2 separate regions of the Homo sapiens genome follow, and region 2 is linked to region 1. Evidence: read pairs that join two places in POLR2A ChIA-PET (ENCODE). Cell type or tissue: endothelial cell of umbilical vein. All regions are shown on one strand. Links, peaks and the distances in the headings refer to the core of each region. The heading gives the core; the rest is flanking DNA.

Region 1 (4,387 bases), core at 117-4,116:
GACCTTATTTTTTATTTTTATTTTTTGCATGGTGAGTATATATATATTTTCCTTATTTTTATTTTTATTATTATTTTTTTTTGAGACAGAATCTCGCTCTGTCGCCAGGCTGGAGTGCAGTGGCGCGATCTCAGCTCACTGCAACCTCCGCCTCCCTGGTTCAAGTGATTCTTCTCCCTCAGCCTCCCGAGTAGCTGGGACTACAGGCTTGGGCCACCACGTATTTTTTCCATTTAATAGAGTGTGAACATCCCTCCAAGCCACAAAATATCCATCTGCAATTTTTTATTTTTTAAAGATAGGTCTCACTTTGTTGCCTAGGCTGGGCTGCAAATGTGTGATCATAGCTCACTGCAGCCTTGAACTCCTGGGCTCAAGCAATCGTCCCGCCTCAGCCTCCCGAGTAGCTGGGACCACAGGTGTGCACCGCCACACCCGGCTTCTGCAGTGTTTCTTAGTGGCTGGATAGTATTTCATTGTATGGATGTACTACTATTTATTTTCTCTCTCTCTGTTGATCACCGAGAATATTTCGCTGGTGTTTTTGATAACGCCTCCCATGTTTCTAGGCCCCTGTTCCATTCATCTCTGTTTTCATAGCCCTGGTTGGCTACTTTCTCTGAAAATGTCTGCTTCCTCCTCCTTCCTGATAGGAGCCTTTACCCTGGGAAGCTTTCAAGTCTCTAAAAATGGCAGCAATTCTTATCACCACTTTAGGCACCCCTCCTTGTCCCACTGTCCCACCCTCCCAGGACAGGTGTGTCTAGGGGAATGGTGGTCAGCAGGCGCGGAGCTGAACGGTGGCCTGTTTATTCTGAGTCCGGGAGTGGAAGCTCCTGCGCTTTCACATTTGTCCAGCAGCCTGCTGTGGGGCAGGGGTAGAACGCACAGTCAGCAGCATGCCCGCAGGACTGATGCCGCAGCTTGCATGCCTTGTGGTGCTCTGCTGACAGACCCCCGAGGCTGTGACCGCGGTGTCCCCGAGGTGACTCCTGCCCTTGGCTGTTTGTTGTGCCTGAGGTAGGGAGAGCAAGGCTCTGTGAAAGTTGTGATTCCAGGTGTGAGTCCCCCCAGCTGGCGTGAGCTCTCACGTGGAACTGGAATGCTGCGGGTACATGTCCCTGCAAGTTACAAAACTGGGGAATGACTTGGTACATGGAAGGAAGAGCTGACTCAACGCTCTGAAAAATGATTTAAGTATTTTTTGTCAGATTGAGTCCGGAGATGCCGCTGTCTGGCTTGGCAGCCTTGCTTCTCAGCTGCTCGCTTGTGGTGCTTCCGTGGGCCTGTCTGTCCTAACACTTGCATTGTCAGAAGAGTGCTCGGCAGAGGAGCTTTTGGCCGAAGGCATGAGGACTTTGGTTATGGGTGTTTTTTTTGGGCGGACAGGGTCTCGCTCTGTCACCCAGGCTGGAGTGCAATGGTGTGATCACAGCTCACTGCAGCGTTGAACCCCTGTGCTTAAGCAGTCCTGTCACCCTGGCCTCACTACAGGTGTGAGCCACTGCACCCAGCCTTAATTTTAAAACATAACCAGGGCCAGGTTTGGTGGCTCACGCCTGTAATCACAGCACTTTGGGAGGCTGACGTGGGAGGATCACTTGAACCCAGGAGTTCCATATCATCCTGGGCAACATAACGAGACCCTATTTTTACAAAAACTAAAAAATTAGCCAGGTGTGGTGGCTCACACCTGTAGTCCCAGCTGCTCAGGAGGCTGAGGCGGGAGGATCTCTTGAGACCAGAAGTTGGAGGCTGCTGAACTATGATCACTGCACTCCCGCCTGGGTGACAGAGTGAGACCCTGCCTCTAAAAAAAAAAAAAAGTAATTAATTAATTAAAATTGCTCAGGCCCAGCTGTGTGAAGGCCGGTGTCCCCACACTGCCCACCATCCCCCTGCTGTGTTCTTGCTGAGAGTTCCTTACTGAGGGCTCCATTTCCTGGCCCGGTGGAATGCCTGCTCCCAGCTCCCTACTCTCCCAGGCTGCTCCCTTATCTATTGGGCCAGTCTCTGTTTCCCTTTAGTTTTGGAATCCATGGGTTCCCCCTCCCCACAAGAAACCTTGGCAGAAGGCTTTGTCCATAGGGAAGCAAAGAACCCAGTTAGCAGCTCAGCTCTGGCCTGGCCTTGGCCTTGACCTTTCACAGTACTGTGAGCCAGCAGGTAGGTAAGCTCACTGGTGCTATGCACGGCCTCCTTCAGATCCTTCTCAGGGCAGCCTACCAGAGACTGTATTTGCAGAGGAGCTGGCAGGGCCTGTGTGGAGCCAGCTGCGCTGCGCCTGATAAGTTTGTTTGCTTATCTTTGTTTGTGTGCTTGTTGCTGGCTCCTTGGAGCTATGGGTGTGTTTGTGGGGTGTTGGAGATGACTGACCCTGATTGGTAAAATAGGGATGAAGCGAGCAGGGCAGGGTGTGGTGTGAGAAATAATGTCATCTATTCTTCCGGTGCCCCCCACTTCTTCCCCACAGAGAGATTTTCCTTCTGTTCCCTGTCCTAGAGGGCCCTGGGGCAGCAGCTTTTAGGTTCTTGGAAAGATGGGGAGCAGCCACCCCCGCTGAGCAACTCAGATTGAGGTTGGGGTGTGCTGCCCTCCCAGACGACTGGAAGATTGACACAGCAGCGCTCTTTCAGTTCTTTGTTCTTTGTTGGCTGGGATCACTGGAAATATATCAGTGAGACTTAAATGTGTCCTGGGAGCTTGAGCTGCCCAGTAGGCGACCCATGGCTGCAGAACAGCCAGCTCCAGCAATGTGTCATCCTGGAAGGGCAGCTGGCCTGCCTTCTGTCAGGTCACATGGGTTGGCTGATGTTGGTTTCTGTGTAATTTTTTTCCTCCTTTTTAACATGGTGCCTCAAAGTCACGGGGACTTGAGGGTAGAAATTAGGAGGGAAGGGCAGGTTTTTCAGCTGGCTCTTGGGCTGTGCTTGACAAAGCCATCATTGTTTTGAATAAAGTGCCAGTTGGTGTGGTTTGCGTCGCTCCGGTGCTCTGAAATTGGCTTCTCTTCTTCCACCTCTGCTGCTGATCCTGGGGGTGGGCTGGGAGGAGGACCACTGGTTCCAGAGAAGAAACCACTTCCCTTTGCCTCCCTGCTCAGCAGGAGCAGCGGGAACAGCGTCTTAGGACAGTGAGTTAACTACTGCAGAGCAGCTGGGCGTGGTGGCTCACGCCTGTAATCCCAGCACTTTGGGAGGTCAAGGCGGGAGGATCACTTGAGCCCAGGAGTGTAAGACCAGCCTGGGCAACATAGCAAGATCTTCTACAAAAATTATTTAAAAAATTAGCCAGTCATGGTGGCATGTGCCCGTGGCCCCAGCTACTTGGGAGGCTGAAGTAGGAGGATGGCGTCAGCTGGGGAGTTTGAGGCTGCAGTGAACCATGATCGTGCCACTGCACTTCAGCTGGCCTAGGCAACAGAGCAAGGCCATGTCTCCAAAAAAACCAAAACAAACCAAAACAAAACCCCAAAACAAACAAACACAAAAACCAAACTATTGCAAAGCAGATTGCTGTCTCTTGGTCCAGAGGGCATCCTGGACCCCAGCTGTTGGCAGCCAGCGGGCATCCTGGACCCCAGCTGTTGCAGCCAGCCTTGCCTCTTGGTAATGCCCTGGGGGCATTGCCCTTCCAGGCATCGTGCTGCGCACTGGTGGCCCCAGCCTCACTTGGCCCTAGCCTGTTCCAGACATGAGACCGCCTGCTGTGGTCAGGTTCCCCACCTGCTGTCCCTGCAGCCCGGGCTGATTTCCCCAATGACCTTTTTGGTCTGATGTCTGTCCCTATCATGTGTATGATGCCTCAGGCTACAAATAACCAGCAAGAGAGAACAGTTCCTCTGCTGAACTCCCTCAGGGGGAGGAGCAGAGCCTCAGGGCTTTGGCTTTCTGATGCCAACTTAGGTTGCATTGTCCTACCTCTGCGCCTCCTTGGTTTCCTATTTGTGTGGCTATATGAGGAATAGTCCTCATATCCAAATATATTTGTGGAAATCCCAGCCCTGAAGGAGTTTAGGGCATTAGGAGAACTCCCTTGGTGGGTGGGAGGGTGGAGGCGGCTCACATGGAAAGGTGTTTGTAGTGAGAAGATGGAGACTACATTTCCTCCCCAAGTCAGGAACTTCGTTTCTCTGCATTTGAATCAATAGCTCTCCAAGTGCAGTGTGGTTATACCCCGACATTTGAAGAGCCAGGAAGGAGGAAATGCAGAGTGCAAAAACATGTCAGGTCTCTGCCCCAGACAGCCAAGTTCAAGTGTTTTTTTTTTCTCAAAGATGGAGCTGCAGTGCAGGAGGAGTGTAGACCTGGTGAACAGAGCTGGGTGGTCAGGTGGCAAGATGAAATGACCTTATCTACAGGGTTAGTTATTCAGACTGACTTGGGAA
Region 2 (4,387 bases), core at 148-4,147, 53 kb after region 1:
GGTGCACGCACACATGGAGTCGGGCCTCGGAGCGGCTCTCAGGACACCGATCATGTTGAATTACTCAGTTTCTCTTCCCCACCAGATTCTGAGCCCACCAGGACGAGGGCCTGGTGCCGTACCTCGCACAGACCTGGCAGGAAGCAGATATCGAGACAGCCTGTGGATGAACTCTCCTGGAGCCCATCCTGCTCCAGCTGCCTCTGCCCACACCCTGGGACTGGTGGGGCAGGGGAGGAAAGGGGGATCAGAGGGGGTAGGTTGAGCGACAGTAGGCGTTGACTCTGAAGACTGCGTAGGTAATTTCAAAACTTCAACTTGAGTAATTGTAGCTATAAGACTAATCTCTAAATGGTGTGAAAAGCATTTCATCTTGATGTGGACTCGATTCTGTAGAACATGGTTTCCCTTATTTTCGGTAAAGATCTGAAATTAGATTTGTATAGGGTGGTGTGATTGAACTTATCCTGAAGTTTAATGCATGTACTTTCTACCTTTTTAGTTCAGAAAATCTTCAGTACACAGAAGTGGAGAATAGTATAATGAGCCCCTTCATCATAATGAATGACCACTATCCAGTTTAACAATGATCAACTCAGGGCCAATTTTGTTTTTTTCTAAGACCTCACGCCCACCTCCATTATTTTGAAGCACATTCCAGACACCATATGGATTTCATCTGTTAAGTATGCCTTTTTTTTTTCTTTTTGAGACAGGGTCTCACTCTGTTGCCCAGGCTGGAGTGCAATGGTGCAGTCTCAGCTCACTGTAACCTCTGCCTTCCTGGGTTCAAGCAATTCTCGTACCCCCTCCTCCCGAGTAGCTGGGACTACAGGTGCCTGCCACCAGGCTGGGCTAATTTTTATATTTTTAGTAGAGACAGAATTTCACCATGTTGGCCAGGCTGATCTTGAACTCCTGGCCTCAAGTGATCCACCCCCACCTCGGCCTTCCAAAGTGCTGGGATTACAGGCATGAGCCACGGCACCCGGCCGTAAGTATGCTTTTTAATACCATTTCCAGAATTGCATATATACCTGCAAAGTTGGTCATTTAAAAGTTCCCAAAGGCTTTGTGAAAAGCAACAAAATCACAGTTAATGAGAAATCTGGGGAATGGGGCATTCTGATTGATCAGATTTTCTGTTTCACTGAAAATCGTTAGCTAGAAAACCCTTATTGTGTAGAGGGGGGAAAAGCTTTTTAAGATAAGAGTCTACTTTCCTGCCTTAATGGGCTTGGTACAGTGAGCAGTCTAATCTCTTCATCTAGTCTGACTGATTTTCTCTCCTGGGGGAAGTACTGAACAGAGCTGGTTGGTTGCATTACAATTTTGCATTGGGGGTGGAGCCTGAATGATCAGGGGTTAGCGGTCCTCCCCAACTTGCCCCCCACACCTGTCCCATAGCCCTGACTCCAACGTGTTGGTGTCTCCCAAGTTCCCAGCGCCACCCATCAGTGGACTATAATGATGCTGTGTCAACTCTCCTGTATGTACTGAGATCTGTGTTTCTCTAGTTTCTGTCCCTCCTTTCCCTAATACTTGCTGTGTATTTACCGACTCTTCCTTTTTATTCTCTGACCAAGATGTGGGTACTGGCTAGGTGCGGCGGCTCACGCCTATAATCCCAGCACTTTGGGAGGCCAAGGCGGGCGGACCACTTGAGGTCAGGAGTTTGAGACCAGCCTGGCCAACATGGTGAAACCCCATCTCTACAAAAAATACAAAAAATTAGCCGGGTGTGGTGGCGGGCACCTGTAGTCCCAGCTACTCAGGAAGCTGAGGCAGGAGAATCGCTTGAACCCGGGAAGCGGAGGTTGCAGTGACCCGAGATTGAGCCACTGCATTCCAGCCTGGGCGACAGAGCGAGACTCCATCTCAAAAAAAAAAAAAAAAAAAAAAACCACCCACAAATTAGCCAGGCATGGTGACGCACATTTAATAATCCCAGCTACTTGGGAGGCTGGGGTGGGAGGATCGCTTGAACACAGGAGGCAGAGGTTGCAATGAGCCAAGATTGTGCCATTGCACTCCAGCCTGGGCAACAGAGCGAGATTCCATTTAAAAAAAAAAAAAAAGGGCCGGGCACCGTGGCTCCACCTATAATCTCAGCACTTTGGGAGGCTGAGGCGGGTGGATCACCTGAGGTCAGGAGTTCGAGACCAGACTGGCCAACATGGCGAAAGCTCATCTCTACTAAAAATACAAAAAATTGCTGGGCACGGTGGCTCACGCCTGTAATCCCAGCACTTTGAGAGGCCGAGGTGGGTGGCTCACCTGAGGTCAGGAGTTCAAGACCAGCTTGACCAACATGGAGAAACCCCATCTCTACTAAAAATACAAAATTTGCCAGGGTGGTGGTGCATGCCTGTAATCCCAGCTACTTGGGAGGCTGAGGCAGGAGAATCGCTTGAACCCGGGAGACGGAGGTTGCAGTGAGCCAAGATCACGCCATTGCACTCTAGCCTGGGCAAAAGGTGTGAAACTCCAACTCAAAAAAAAAAAAAAAAAAAAAAAGTAGCTGAGCATGGTGGCAGGTGCCTGTAATCCCAGCTACTTAGGGTGCTGAGGCAGCAGAATTGCTTGAAACTAGAGGCAGAGCTCGCAGTGAGCCAAGATCATGCCATTGCACTCCAGTCTGGGTGTCAGAGCGAGACTCTGCCTCAAAAAAAAAAACCAAATGTGTGTACTGAAGGTTGTATTTTAATGAGACTCAGAGAATACAACAGTGACTTTATTGCAAATACAATAAAATCTTTGTTGATACCTGTGATAGGTTGTGGTATTTGGCTTCTGAGCCAGGACTGAGCTGGATGAGCAGAGATGGACCAGCAAAGGGGTTGGGGCCAGGGCGAGGAGGCAGAAGCGACCTCCCATGCAGAGCCCTTTAGGGAAGGGCAAACTTCACAGAAACAGTGGCCAAATCTCACATCTGCAGAGGTTTTGTCTTTTCCTGGACATTCCCTTTGCTGCCCCCTGGGGCTTTCTCTTGTCAGTTATCTCTTCTGTCCCTTGCATTTTTCTCCTTTTTCATTGACTCATTCCTCTCTATTCACAAGTTTTCTCTTTCTCAAGTCCCTCTACCTCTAACTAACCTTACTTTCCATCTCTGTGCCCAAAACTTGCTCATCTGCAAACACTCTGCATCCTGATAAATGGCATTGACGTCTCCCCAAATGTTCCAGCCAGAAACTCAGACTTCACCCTAGCCTCTTCCTTTCCCTCTCTTCCCACGTTCAGCCTATTAGCAAGTCTCGCCAATAACACCTCCAAAATACAGACGGCCCTGACTTAGGATTCTTTTTTTTTTTTTGAGACAGAGTCTCACTCTGTAGCCCAGGCTGTAGTGCAGTGGCGTTATCTTAGCTCACTGCAACCTCCACCTCCTGGGTTCAAGCGATTCTCCTGCCTCAGCCTTCCTAGTAGCTGGGACTACAGGTGTACAGGTGCCCACCTCCATGCCCGGCTAAATTTTGTATTTTTAGTAGAGATGGGGTTTCACCATATTGGCCAGACTGGTCTTGAATTCCTGACCTCAAATGATCCACCCGCCTTGGCCTCCCAAAGTCCTAGGATTACAGGCGTGAGCCACCACACCCGGCGATTTAGGATTTTTTGACTTTAGGATGGTGTAAAAGCAATACGCACTCAGTAGAAACTGTACTTAAGATGTTGAATTTTGATCTTCTTCCAGGCTAGTGACGTGCCGTATGATCTCTTCGTGGTGCTGGGCAGTGGCAGTGAGCTGAATGAAGGCAGACAGCCAACACTCCTGCATCCTGGGCTGCCAGGCACTTTTGCCCAACTGTAGGCTGCTGTGAGTGTTCCGAGCCCTTTTAAGGCAGGCTGGGCTGAGCTATGATGTTCAGGAGGTTAGGTGTATTAAATGCATTTTTTACTTAACATTTTCAGCTTACAGTGGGTTTATTGGGACGTGACCCCATTGTAAGTCCATGAGCATCTGTAATCACAGACCCAGCCACCTCTCCCCATTCCCACTGCCATGACAATAACCCTCTTGCCTGGACAATTTGAATATTCATGTTGTTGTTGTTGTTGATGTTGTTTTGAGACACAGTTTCACTTTGTCACCCAGGCTGCAGTGCAGTGGCGCAATCTTGGCTCACAGCAACCTCCACCTCCCGAGTTCAAGCGATTCTCATGCCTCACCCTCCTGAGTATCTGGGATTACAGGTCTACGCCACCGCGCCTGGCTAATTTTTGTATTATTAGTAGAGATGGGGTTTTGCCATGTTGGCCAGGCTGGTCTTGAACTCCTGACGTCAAGTGATAAGCCCACTTTGGCCTCCCAAAGTGCTAGGATTACAGAAGTCGGCCACCCCGCCTGGCCCATGTTTTGCCTCTTGCTGCTTTCAGTCAATTCTCT

Evidence for each region. ChIA-PET counts read pairs that join two places held together with the same protein. Peaks named below come from ENCODE experiments on the same cell type or tissue, not always from the same donor. Only the 100,000 strongest peaks of a DNase experiment are listed, where the experiment ranks them.
Region 2: POLR2A ChIA-PET joins it to region 1 with 6 read pairs; 4 of 35 experiments call an interaction of 5 or more read pairs at or near these places.

What each region holds. Positions count from the first base shown.
Region 1 is chr12:122,095,802-122,100,188 of GRCh38, forward strand. All of the region lies in intron 1 of MLXIP (MLX interacting protein), which reads left to right. Among named protein-coding and RNA genes, the nearest start is that of MLXIP, 19 kb to the left of the region's middle. RefSeq lists enhancers at 406-906, 907-1,407, 2,159-2,812, 2,813-3,466 and a silencer at 2,145-2,304. In endothelial cell of umbilical vein, for the core only: no CTCF peak of the experiment used is centred there; DNase peaks (open chromatin) are centred at 1,150, 2,180 and 2,750; H3K27ac peaks cover 514 bases.
Region 2 is chr12:122,149,199-122,153,585 of GRCh38, forward strand. No RefSeq gene overlaps it. Among named protein-coding and RNA genes, the nearest start is that of IL31, 23 kb to the right of the region's middle. In endothelial cell of umbilical vein, for the core only: no CTCF peak of the experiment used is centred there; no DNase peak of the experiment used is centred there.